Regions from separate parts of the Mus musculus genome. Here region 2 is linked to region 1. A link is a loop called in an ENCODE intact Hi-C map of the cell type or tissue named here. Cell type or tissue: left cerebral cortex. All regions are shown on one strand. Each heading gives the region's core, and the rest is flanking DNA. Links, peaks and the distances in the headings are about the cores only.

Evidence for each region. A loop is a pair of places that touch in the nucleus more often than their neighbours do. Peaks named below come from ENCODE experiments on the same cell type or tissue, not always from the same donor. Only the 100,000 strongest peaks of a DNase experiment are listed, where the experiment ranks them.
Region 2: a loop joins it to region 1, with 1.9 times the contacts of the local background. A loop is called at or near these places in 1 of 42 quality-filtered maps.

The regions. Positions count from the first base shown.
Region 1 is chr7:118,974,517-118,978,516 of GRCm38, forward strand. Gprc5b (G protein-coupled receptor, family C, group 5, member B) reads right to left here. Exons shown (of 4, transcript NM_022420.2): 3 at 1,997-2,154; 4 at 1-687. The coding sequence ends at 643. Among named protein-coding and RNA genes, the nearest start is that of Gm39076, 8.6 kb to the right of the region's middle. In left cerebral cortex, for the core only: no CTCF peak of the experiment used is centred there; DNase peaks (open chromatin) are centred at 2,201 and 2,965; H3K4me3 peaks cover 297 bases; H3K27ac peaks cover 2,443 bases.
Region 2 is chr7:118,881,690-118,889,037 of GRCm38, forward strand. All of the region lies in intron 4 of Iqck (IQ motif containing K), which reads left to right. Among named protein-coding and RNA genes, the nearest start is that of Knop1, 29 kb to the left of the region's middle. In left cerebral cortex, for the core only: no CTCF peak of the experiment used is centred there; a DNase peak (open chromatin) is centred at 3,450.

The DNA.
Region 1 (4,000 bases), core at 1-4,000:
CACTTCAAAGTCCAGAGTACCTTCTCTTCTTTGGCACGTTCTATGGTTCCTCCATTCCTACTGGCTACACAGCTCCCTGACCATCCAGCTGGGCCTTGAGAATCATAGCCACAACCTCTTAAAGTCTCCTGAACTGCATGGGCCACCAGGCAAGCAAAAGCCAGGGAGAATGATCCATGAGTTAACCTCAAGGGCACAGTTCTCTCCAAAAGATGGCTCTGGGGACCAGCATTTGGTGAGGAGGGTGGGGGTGACAGGCTGGCTCCAACCCCTCACATAATAAGCCAAGATAGTCTGGTACAGCAGCTGTGACTTCTTCTCTGTCCTGCCCCCTGCTGAATGACTCAGTTTCCCAGCCACGCTTCTGAGTGAGTCTAAGACTATTGGCAGTTAGCTCTGATTTAGTTTGCAGGACGATTCCGTGTTTGCATGTGTGGCAGGGGAGGGGAGGGCGGTCACTGTTAGCTTTCCAGTTCATCCATATGTCACATTTACACGAAATCCCCTTGGTGGGACTTCTCAGATCTCCTGGCTTCCGGGTGGCCTGTCTCTGCCATGGTTAGTGATTTCGCCCTCAAGAAAGACACAGCCAGGGAATAAAATCGGTAAGAAATATTCTTATTCTCTGGAACTTAAGGTCTTTCACCAATGGTGTCTTCCCGTGTGAGATGGCGGAGCAGTTGGGATCTGGAATTACATAAGGACAGGACTGAGAACTCTGCAAAGTCATCGTTAGGAACTGATGCGTCAATCTCCCTATTCCTGCCTGTGGGGGGCTGTGTCCTCCCAGAAATGTACTGGAGGGTCATGTCCCCCACCTGACGGGACATCCAACTCGCTCAGAAACTCAGTACTTTGAAGAGAGGGGGACCCCTTGGGCAGGCTAGGCATGTGTCCTAACACTGAGCTTCACCCTGAGTCCCTAGAGCATCACTTGGTCAGGCCTCTGTCCTCTTCCCTACACTGGCCTTGAAGGAACCAGGAGGACTTAGGAATGACGGACAGGCTGTGTTGATTACGGCACATGGGCTGACCCCTCTGGAGATCAGTGGTCACAAGTCAAGTCAGGCTTTTCTTGGCCCCAGGACAAAGAAACAGCCCAGGAGGTGATAGGAAGATTTAAGAACACAAATCTGTGTTTCTATTTGTCTTATAGCTTGTTTGTTTCTATTTGTCTTATAGCTTGATCAAAGCAAAGTGAATCAGAGCCTAGCAGGGCCTTCCTTCACAGGGCAGAAAAACCAAAATTCCCTTCCTTTCCTCCAGGGATCAAAGACCATCCCTGATGGTCTATTAAAAAAAAAAAAAAAGCCAGATTGATTTATGGAATTGGCACAAAATAAAGAATGAAAATCAAATGTGTACATGTGAACCGGCTCATGCATTGTTTCTGAGAAGCACAGAGCTATGTCTGGAAGGTGGATGTAGGAATGAGAGCCTCTTTGGATTTTGCTGGAATGAAGCAAAGTCATTCCAACGGAGGCAAAAAGCCAAAGGTAACACTTTCTGCTGCAGGCCTGTTTGGCGACAGATAAGTACAGCTGCTTTGGTGTGTGAGGGACTCAACTTCAACTTCCCTTAGGGAAGGGGGACCTGGTACCCAGCTTGGTGGTGGTGGTGGGGGTAGGTTCTGGATGGAGTAGGGACCAGGGGGCTTGAGCCTCCTGATGGATGTTAGCAAGGCTGAGAGCACCCTCACAGAAATCTTTTCCTTAGAGTCACCTTTCTGGGACAGGGTTGGGGGAGCTGTGCTTATGGAGGAAAATTCATCAGGTGAAGAGCCTCGAGCAGTAGGTAGGCATCTATAGATGGCTTTCTGAGTATGGGTGAGTTTTCCTTATGACAAGGGGGACAGACAAAAAATGGAAGGCGTGCATGCATGGAGCTGCAGTGAGCAGCCCAGAGAAGCAGCCTCCAGGTGTACCCAGCTGAAGCTGCCCCACACGGGACGGACGCGCTCAGGCCTCCTGCCCAGACATCAGATTTTGATACTTACAGTCCCTCCATTGAGCACGACGGCCATCTCGGTCGGCTGATACACATTGCTTCTGAACGGTGCACTGGGCCGGTTTCCCAAGCTGCTGGGCTTCTTTCCCAGGCTGCTAGATCTTTGCTCCAAGCTTCCATTGGAAAAGCCCACTGCTGATCGGAGAGCTGAGGACGGAGTTCCCGGGATGACAACACCAGTGAGAGTGTGGGGGAGAGGATGGGGGAGGGGAACAGAGGGATAAGGGGGAGGGAGAGAGGAAGGAAGAGAATTTTGTTTTTCTGAAGCAACCAGCTCCTCCCCTCTGGGTACCTCTATCCACCCACCACAGTGGCTCCTCCCCTTTGTCACAAGCCTGATTCAAAACAAAAGTCACAAAGGGGCTTTGTTCTCAGTTCTCTAGGAGACTGATCCAGCTTCAGAAGGGTTGGGAACTTTCTGAAGTCCTGCTCTCCCCAAACAGCTACAGCCAGGCTGGGTGACAGTCACCTCTGGGCTGTCAGGACTCTTTGGATAAGAGTCTTTACCTCACTGTAGAACAGTACAGGTCTGTATTTACCATATCAGTCAAAAGCCACCACTATTTCTGGATGCTGCAGAGCTGGCGACTGCATGTACAGGACAGTGACTGTCAACACTGGAAAATTACTCTCTTGTTTGGGTTATTCCCAAAAGAGTAATAGAAGGTCCGAAGCAATGATGGCCAAATGGGTGAACACTCTACCTCTGAACGTAGGCACAGGTGTTCTGAGTTACTGTCCTTTTAAAGACACCATCTAAGGTCGGCCACACTGGCCCTAGTTAGATTCCTGGTCCTCCTGTTGCTGCATGCCAAATGTTGGGGTCCACATGGAGCTATTTAGTGTACTCTGTGTCATGGTGTGTGTGTGTGCACACCTATCCGCCCGCATGTCTGTCTGTGTGTGTCTATTGTCTCTGTCTCTCTGAGAGTGTGTGTGCGCACGCGCAGATGCAGAAGCCAAAAAAGGGTGTTGGAGCTGCCAAGCTGCCCGATGTGGATACTGGGAACGAACTCAGATCCTCAGAAGAACATCAATCCTCTTAACAGCTCTGCAGCCCCTCCCTTGGTTCTAGACGGTGCCTCACTGCCTAGGCTGGCTGGACAGGGAATCTCAGGGACCCACCAGTCTCTGCCTCCCAGCTCCAGACTCACAAGTGAGCATCACACTGGTTCTGGGGATAAAACGCCGGTCCTCATGCTTGAACAACAAGCACTTTACCAACTGAGCTGTCTCCCCAGGCCTCGGTTTCTGTACTTTTAAGAGATTAAGTTTCTTTTTAAATAAAGAAAAACCAACTTGAAACAACGTAGAAAATTCAAGTACGTGTTTCTGAGTGACAGGAGCCAGCCTATGAGGGCTTCTCGCATCACGCCAAACTAGAATCCAGAAGGTGAAGGCTGTTAGTGGTGGTTGGGTGCTGCCTGGGGCAAGGGGAGCATTTCAGGATGATGAAACTGTTCTGTGTGATACTTCAAGGTGGATACAGGTCACACTGCTTTTGTCAAAACCCACCAAAATGATGCAGTCAAATTAAAATCTGGTCTTTGGCTCCCTGGCAGAGCTTTAGCCTAGCATCCCTGAGGCTTTAGGCTCCACCCTCAGCATCTCATCAGGCGAATGGCGATCTTCACTGTCAGATGACAGTTAACCTGCAGTTTCACTGGAGGAAGCACTAATGTTGCTGGGCTAAAGAAAGGCTTTTAGCTAAAAGTCTTCTCTGAGGGAATACAGGGAGACGTCTCTGAGGGAATACAGGGAGATGTCTCTGAGGGAATACAGGGAGACGTCTTGGGCACTGTGCAGCCCACTACGAGGGAAGAGTCAGAATGACCTTAGAGCTAGGTCTTGAGTAAATCGCATATAGAGGGTTAGTTTTCATAGCATCACAGATGCTTTTTCTTTTTTTCCGAGAGCTAAAGGTTAAGTACTAAGGCCAAGGTCACACAGCTAGCAGAGTCCACACTGGAAGCCTGGCAGAGACAGGCTGCTC
Region 2 (7,348 bases), core at 1,106-5,105, 92 kb before region 1:
TATGTTGCCCTTTATAAGAGTTGCCTTGGTTATGGTGTCTGTTCCCAGCAGTAAAGCCCTAGCTAAGACACAGCAATACCTCACTGATCTCCAGAAGGTTCTCTGTCTTCATCAAGCACCTGCTGGATCCTGAGCTGTTCTGCTCTTGGCTCTCAGCTTGCATGGCTGCTCAGTAAAGCCAAACCTCCTAAGTCAGCCATCTTCTGTGGTCCTGGGGCATGGGGGGGGGCAGGAGTGTCATCTCTTCCACCCACATAAGGTGCAGTGGATCATCTCTGCGTTGCCTTGTAGGGAACAGTGAGTCTTGCCACATGGGCCTTGTGCTTTCATACTGAGGCACTTCTATGCTCTCCCCTACCTTGCTACTCTACACCCAGTCAGGCCAGTGGTTTTCATTAGCATGCAGCTCTGCTGAGGTAGACTGTAAATCAATGTGACATCAAATTCCTGTATCATCACAGGGGAGACTCTCCCCTTTGTTTTACCTATTGCTGTAGTAGCCTTTGGAAGTAGAGGGACTGCTGAGATACCACAGCCAAGAAAATATTTGCTGAGTAAGCATGAGGACCAGTGTTGGATCCCCAACACCTATGTAAAATCCAGGCATGAAGTCATGTCCTCGGAGAGACCCTGCCTCAAAAACAAGAGGGAAGCCACCTGGGCAGGAGTGACACATGAAGCTGTCAAGCTACTTGCACACACACACACACACACACACACACATACACACACATACACACACACATACACACACACATACACATACACACACACACACACACATACACACACACACACACACACACACACACACACACATGCAAACACTCATGCACCTCAAAGAGATAAAATTGAAGGAGAAGGAGAAATAACCAGGCAGTTAGAGGCACTGTTCTCGCCTTGACTCACTGTTGGCAGCCCAGCAGTACTGCCCCAAGTGCTTGGCATTCCTCAGCTAATTCCACCCTGAGAAGATCTTTCTAAACTAAGCCCCTTTCTTCCCACCCCTCTTGGAGGAAGGTCTGAGAACTCGGGGGGGGGGGGGGCGGGGGGGTTCATTTTTACCTGGTTTCACCTAGCTATTCAGTGACAGAGGACACCTTAGGTGAGCCCAAGCGAGGGCTCCTGTCTCTCCTGGTAGACAGAATGAAGGCTGCTATGCTCAGCATAGCTCTGGAAATGCTAGCACGTCCCCTCACCCAGAAAACACTGGGAAACAGATGGCTACTGGCCTTAGGTTATGAAGGCTAAGCTGCTTCCAATTCTTACTTTCTGCTCACTGGTTCTGTGTTGCCTGTAGGATCTGCCCTTCCCTCTCTCTGTGGTGTTAGATGCCAGGTGCAGCTGAGGGGAGGGAGGATGAGGCTGGAGCACGGAGCGCTCTCCCAGGATGCTGTTCTTCCTTGTACTCTTACTGCAGGATGAGCCATCAGATGACCTCCGTGTCACCTCTCCGGAATCGTCCCTGCTACCACCCCCTTTCGCTCTCTCTCCCTCTCTCCCTGAGCTAGACTGGCTGGCCACTGAGCCCCCAGTGATAAGGGTTTCACACCTGTACCACTGTGCCCAGCCATATGTGTCCTGGGGAGCTGATCTTAGGTCCTCATTCGTATGCAGCAAGCATTTTACCCACGGAGCCATCTTCCTGGTCCTGTGTTTCTCTTACCTTGCTGCTGGTTGGAGTAGATTTGGAGTGCTGTAGCCATTTATCAAATTGAGCACAGGATGGGATATGATAAAACAATGAAATGACCACAGTGGAGTCTTGGACTGCAAACTTATACAGCACATCAGCAGCTGGGGGGTGGGGGGTGGGGCGACTGGTGACATGGCTCAGGGAATAAGAGTGCTTACTGTGCAAGTCTAAGTGCCTGAGTTCAATGCCTGGCATATACCACACAGCTGCACAGGCAGGTACAAGCCTGGCATATACCACACAGCTGCACAGGCAGGTGCACACATACAAGGTTATCTGCATGTGAACGAAGTCAAGTGATCATGGGGCCCTGGTACCATGGATACAGAGTAACCTCCCAGGACCTGGCGCTATCCTAAAAGCCACAGACACCAGTGAACCCTGGCGGTGCATGGAGAGTGATGGAAAAGTTGTTCTTATCTCGGTCCTGTGTCTTTGATGTTTTTCACAAGATTAACTGGAGAGGAACAGCAAGAGTGGAGCAGAGGCTGGAATTCCTTTTGGAACGAAGGGCAGCTGTGTTCACAGTGTGTCCCCTTGCTCTCTCTGCTGCTGCTCTACTTTATACCCTTCAGAAGGTGTGAAGCCATGGAAAAGAGCTGTAATTAAGTTTTCACATTGAAGGCTGCTGATCAAATGTTTCATAAATAACTTTGAAACAAAGGGACAAAAACCAGTTTCCAGCCCCAGGCAATGACGAACCATTTTCAAAGAATCCAAGGTATTTCTCTGTGTGTTAGAGATTAACAAGGCAGACCTGTGCCGACTTGTATTTCATCTTTAACACCCAGCAGATAAGCTATAGCTGAGTAAATGAAAACTGTCTAAACATCAGATGTCAGCACCAGCATCCAGACTAGGAGGCTGGGGGACGGGGGACAATTGAGAATTGTTGTGAGACAGGGTTTATCTACGTAGCCCTGACTGTCCTGGAACTCACTCTGTCAACTGGGCTGGCTTCAACCTCAGAGATTTGCCTGCCTCTGCCTCCCGAGTGCTGGAATTAAAGGCGTGTGCCACCACTACCCAGCAAATGATGGTTCTTAAGAGTGCTCATCTGCAAGAATGGATCAGTGTTGAAGGCAAGCCCAGAATCCCATTTGACCATCTGTTTGCTGTATGGTCTTAGTTTGAATTTGAGGATGGAGGGCTGGGACAGCAGTTAAGAGCACTTGTTCTTGCAGAGGGACATGAGTTCAGATCTCAGCACCAATGTCAGGTAGCTCACAACTACCTTTAACTCCAGCTCCAGGGGATCCAATGCTTTCTTCTGTCCTCTTTGGGCATCTGCATACACATGGTACACACACACACATTAATAAAAGTAAATTAAAAAAAAACCCTGAGCTTCAATTTCCTCAGCTATTAAAGAGATAGCAGAATACCTTTTATTACTTAGTAGTTCTCTTGGGTACCAAGGAATGTTAGCTTCTTGTCCTTCTCCCAGGATGCTCAGGTGTGTGACTGTCACATATATCCAATACAGACAAATTGATGTTCATTTTCCTGCCTTAGGATTTCTCAGTTAAATACAATTCTCTCCATTTCTCCCTGCCCTGGTTATGTGATCTTTGGTTGGACTATTTTTGAAGGTTTAAAAATACTATTCTTTCTGCCTCCACATTTGTCATCTTCAAGTGGAATGCCTGCTATTCTGATTTGCCTTTTTCCACCCAGCTGTTCCCCTCATGCTGTCACTGGGCATGGACGCTTCAACTGAGCAGCAAGCAGCCACCAAACAAGCTCGCACAACTGGGGCTTTTCTGTCTGTCACCAGCCACCAAACTTGCATCCAAATGACTCTGCGACAGTGGCATCATTCATGGCTTCCTGGGACCTTGACATTTTATCTTGATATGGCTCAGGAACAATTGCTGACTTGTAGTTCGCACTTAAAATGGTGACTTATGCTTATTTATGCATTATGATTTCCTTGTTTTCTGTCTTGCTTCATAGTGTGGCTCCAAAGTAGCTAAATGTTTATTGGGTGGGCGGATGGCTAAATAAGTGGATGAATGCTGTCAGGCCCTGTTTTGGAGATTGTAGTTAAGTGACTTAAGCACCTTGTAGAGGGGCTGGAAGTCTTTTGTTAATCTGCTGTAGCTGTTACACGCCAGAGACAACTCCTTCTTTTTAAAAATCTCTGTGTGTATACGTGTATGAGGAACCTGTGTGTTTATAAGCACCAGCACGGGTGTGCCATAGTACATTCGTGGAGGTCAGCAGACATCATTAGGCATCAGTCCTTACTTTCTGACGTTTGGAGACAGGGTCTCTTGTCCACCGCTCTATAAGCCAGGGTACCTGGCTGGCAAGCTTTCGGGGATCCTCCTGTGTGTGTGGGGGGCTGGAGCTTCAGATACAGCGCCTTCTGCCCCCAGCCTTACATGGGTTCTAGGGATCCCAGCTCAGGTCTTCGTGCGCTTTACCTAATAATGACTGAAACTTCTCCAAGGCCTGGTAAGCGGTAATTTCCTAACTGGACCTGCAGGGGCTTGGATCAACTATTTCTTGATGAAGTTAAATGGTAGAGATGGGTAGGGTGTCTGAGTGCATGCGCCTGCTAGCGAGCGTTGGTATTACAAATGGAAGGAAGTTAGGTCATTGGGTGTGATCTTCCTCACACTCGCTTTGCTCCCAACTGTCATGAGGCAAACAGCCTGTTTGTGCCAGCTTCTGCCATGATTTCCTTTGCTGCAGCTCATGGGCTGAAATCTTTACTTGAGTGAGACAAATACATCTTTCCCTCTTCAAGTAGTTTACCAAGTATTATTTTGATATGGCCACAGGTCCATAACATTATTTGTAAGAGTATTTTATTCTCAGCTAGCAGGGGTGAAGGCCTTTAGATTTCTTCCCATTCCTGTGTTGGCTCCTCTAGCTCTTCCCCCTCCAACTCTTCCCCCTCCTTTTGGTGAGACAGTTTTACTATGTAGCCCTGGATATTTTGGAACTCACTGTGTAGACCATGAGATCTGCTTGCCCCTGCCTCCTAAGTGCTGGGATTAAAGGGGTGTGCTAACATATCCATCTTCTCCCTTTTTATCCTGCTTCAGGGACGGCCCACTTCCCAGTTCATGGATAGTACAACTCCCTTCCCTGACATACGCAACTTTTCTTTTTTCAAGACATGGTTTTATGCGGCTCAGGTTGGTTTCCAATTCACTGTGTAGGTGGGGACGGCCTTGAACTCCTATACTCTTACCCCTACTCTCCCTGTGCTAGGTTTACAGGCAAGCACTACATGCTCTTCTGAAGGTGCCATTAGTCTGTTTCCTAGGCTGTCCTAACAAGGGGCCTCTTTTTATGAGGCTGTTAATCCCAAACTGGAGTTTCTAGGACCAAAAGCCTGGGCTCTCACAACCCCTTCCCACAAAGGGACATCTACTTGTCCCAGTTAAAGGGACAAGTGATTGTAAAAAGCAGAGACGGGAGATTTATTCAACATGCCCACCCTGGGAAGAGGAGCGGTTAAAAGAGGTACAGGAACTTATGTTTGCTTTGGGGATACTGATGTGAACATTTAAGTTTAAGTAGAGAAAGAACTGGGGCAGAGGACAAGAGACATTTATTATCAAGCAGGCCTGTTGAAAGTGGACTCTGATTGGTCTTTGACTCCACTGTATTTCTACATAAGGATCCGTCTTAACCCCAGGCCTCGATTACTTATGCTTCTCAATGTGGCTTCACTGTCATCGGATAATTGCTGTATGAGGTGGCTGGAGAGAGATCAGGGACAGTAATTTACCTCTGTGCCTTCAGCCAAAGTAAAGAAGAGAGACACAGGATGAAAGCAGACATGCCAGGCTCGCATCCTGTGTCTGGCTACTCTGTGGGCCAAGTGAAGAGACCATGCGTTTTAGGAAAAGCAGCCTCTCAGTGCCTGTCTCCCTCCCTCCCAGGCTCTAATCAAATAACCCAATCACTTTCCTCCCAGGCTCTACTCAAATAATCCAATCACTTTCTGAAGGACTCGCCCCTTGATGCCATCGCCATCTGGGCTAGGGTTTCAACCAAAGAATTTGGTGTGAACAGAGACACTTAAACACAGCGTGTAATTACCTTTTGTGTGTGCAAGAACACTCACGCTCTCAGCAGCTCTCAAGCATGAGTACTGCCTTTATTCTGGGCCAGCCTTCCTCACTCACTGTTTGTATATGAGATTCCATTGGTTCTGGAGAACAGCCTGGTGGTGTAGCTGGTGTTCTTAGCAGTTTAAGGTGGAAACTGCAGTCTGAAGAAGGAACGTCTTATTTGCACTTACAAGGTCAGAGCCAGTCCTTGGCTGAGCCAACCCGCCAATCAGTTCCCCTGTGGCTGAACCTCAGCAACTCACTCCAGGAGGTGACTTTCTAAGAGGATGGTGGAGGAAATGGTCTTTTCTCATCTACAAAGATGAGAAATTCCCAACAAGCTCAAACCAATCAAGGCAGCAGATGGGTCTCAATAGTCACACCCTGATTCATAGCACTCCACAAATTAATCACATGATTTTTTTAGTGACTAATGACTCACAGCAGGGGCTGCTTTGTGACCATCTACTCTATCAGAGACCCTCTGAGTCAGCCCAAGGGCCAGGGTACAGTCACTGCAGTAGCTCCTTAGCCAGGGGCTGACTGTATTAGTTACCTTTCTGTTACTGTGATAAAACAAGGCCAAGGCAACTTAGAGAAGGAAAGGTTTATTTTGAAGTCTTATGGTTCCAGAGTTTATGGCAACTGGAGCTGGAAACTGAGCGCTCACATCTCAAACTTGTGTGCAGGAAACAGAAAGATTTAACTCAACATGGTACCAAGTCATCAAGGTTTTAACACCTGCCCTCAGTGACACTTCCTCACGTAAGGCCACACCCCTAAGCCTCCTTAAACTGGGGACCAAGCATTCAATGCTGGAAATACGAGGGATATATTATTCAAACCAGCAACTGCTTTACTTCGTGATCTTGTTTGGGTGGTGGTGGGTGGTGTTTTGAGCCTGGGTCTCATGTAGCACAGGGTAGCCTGGAACTAGGTATGTAGCCAAGGCTGACCTTGAGTTTCTGAACCTCCTGTCTCTACCTCCATAGTTCTGAGATTAAAGTATGCTCAGTTTTATGAGGTGCTGGGGATCAAGCTCTGAGCCTCCTACATAGAAGGCAAACACTACCTATTGCGCTCCGCTAGACTTGTGCTATCATCATTTGGGTGACTTAGTCTCCCCTATTCTGTGACTGAAAATACTGAGGTCCAGAGAGGTATCTAGTTTATGAGACAACTAAGAGGAAGCACCAGGGTCTGAGCCTAGGACTCTGGTTCCAGAGCCGACATTCATCATGACCATCGGTGAAAGAAATACTTCCCATTATGCAATGTAATTACTGCAAAGAAATGAGCCATGTGAGCAGAGATATGCTTAGCTTAATTTGAACATTATGCATTACATATGAACAGATAGATACCAAAGTGACACGAGATAACCTATAAATATGTATAATTTCTATATGCAAAATTTAAAATGTTCTTAATGGTTTTAATTTTTTAAAGAAAAAACAGTTCCCATGACAACTCTTAAAACTGCTGTCAGACTCAGTTTGTGAGCTGTGCAAGAACAATCTTATTATAACTTTATAGCCGTGTTCCTTTTCTTATTCTCTTCTTAACAAAGGGGCATTGA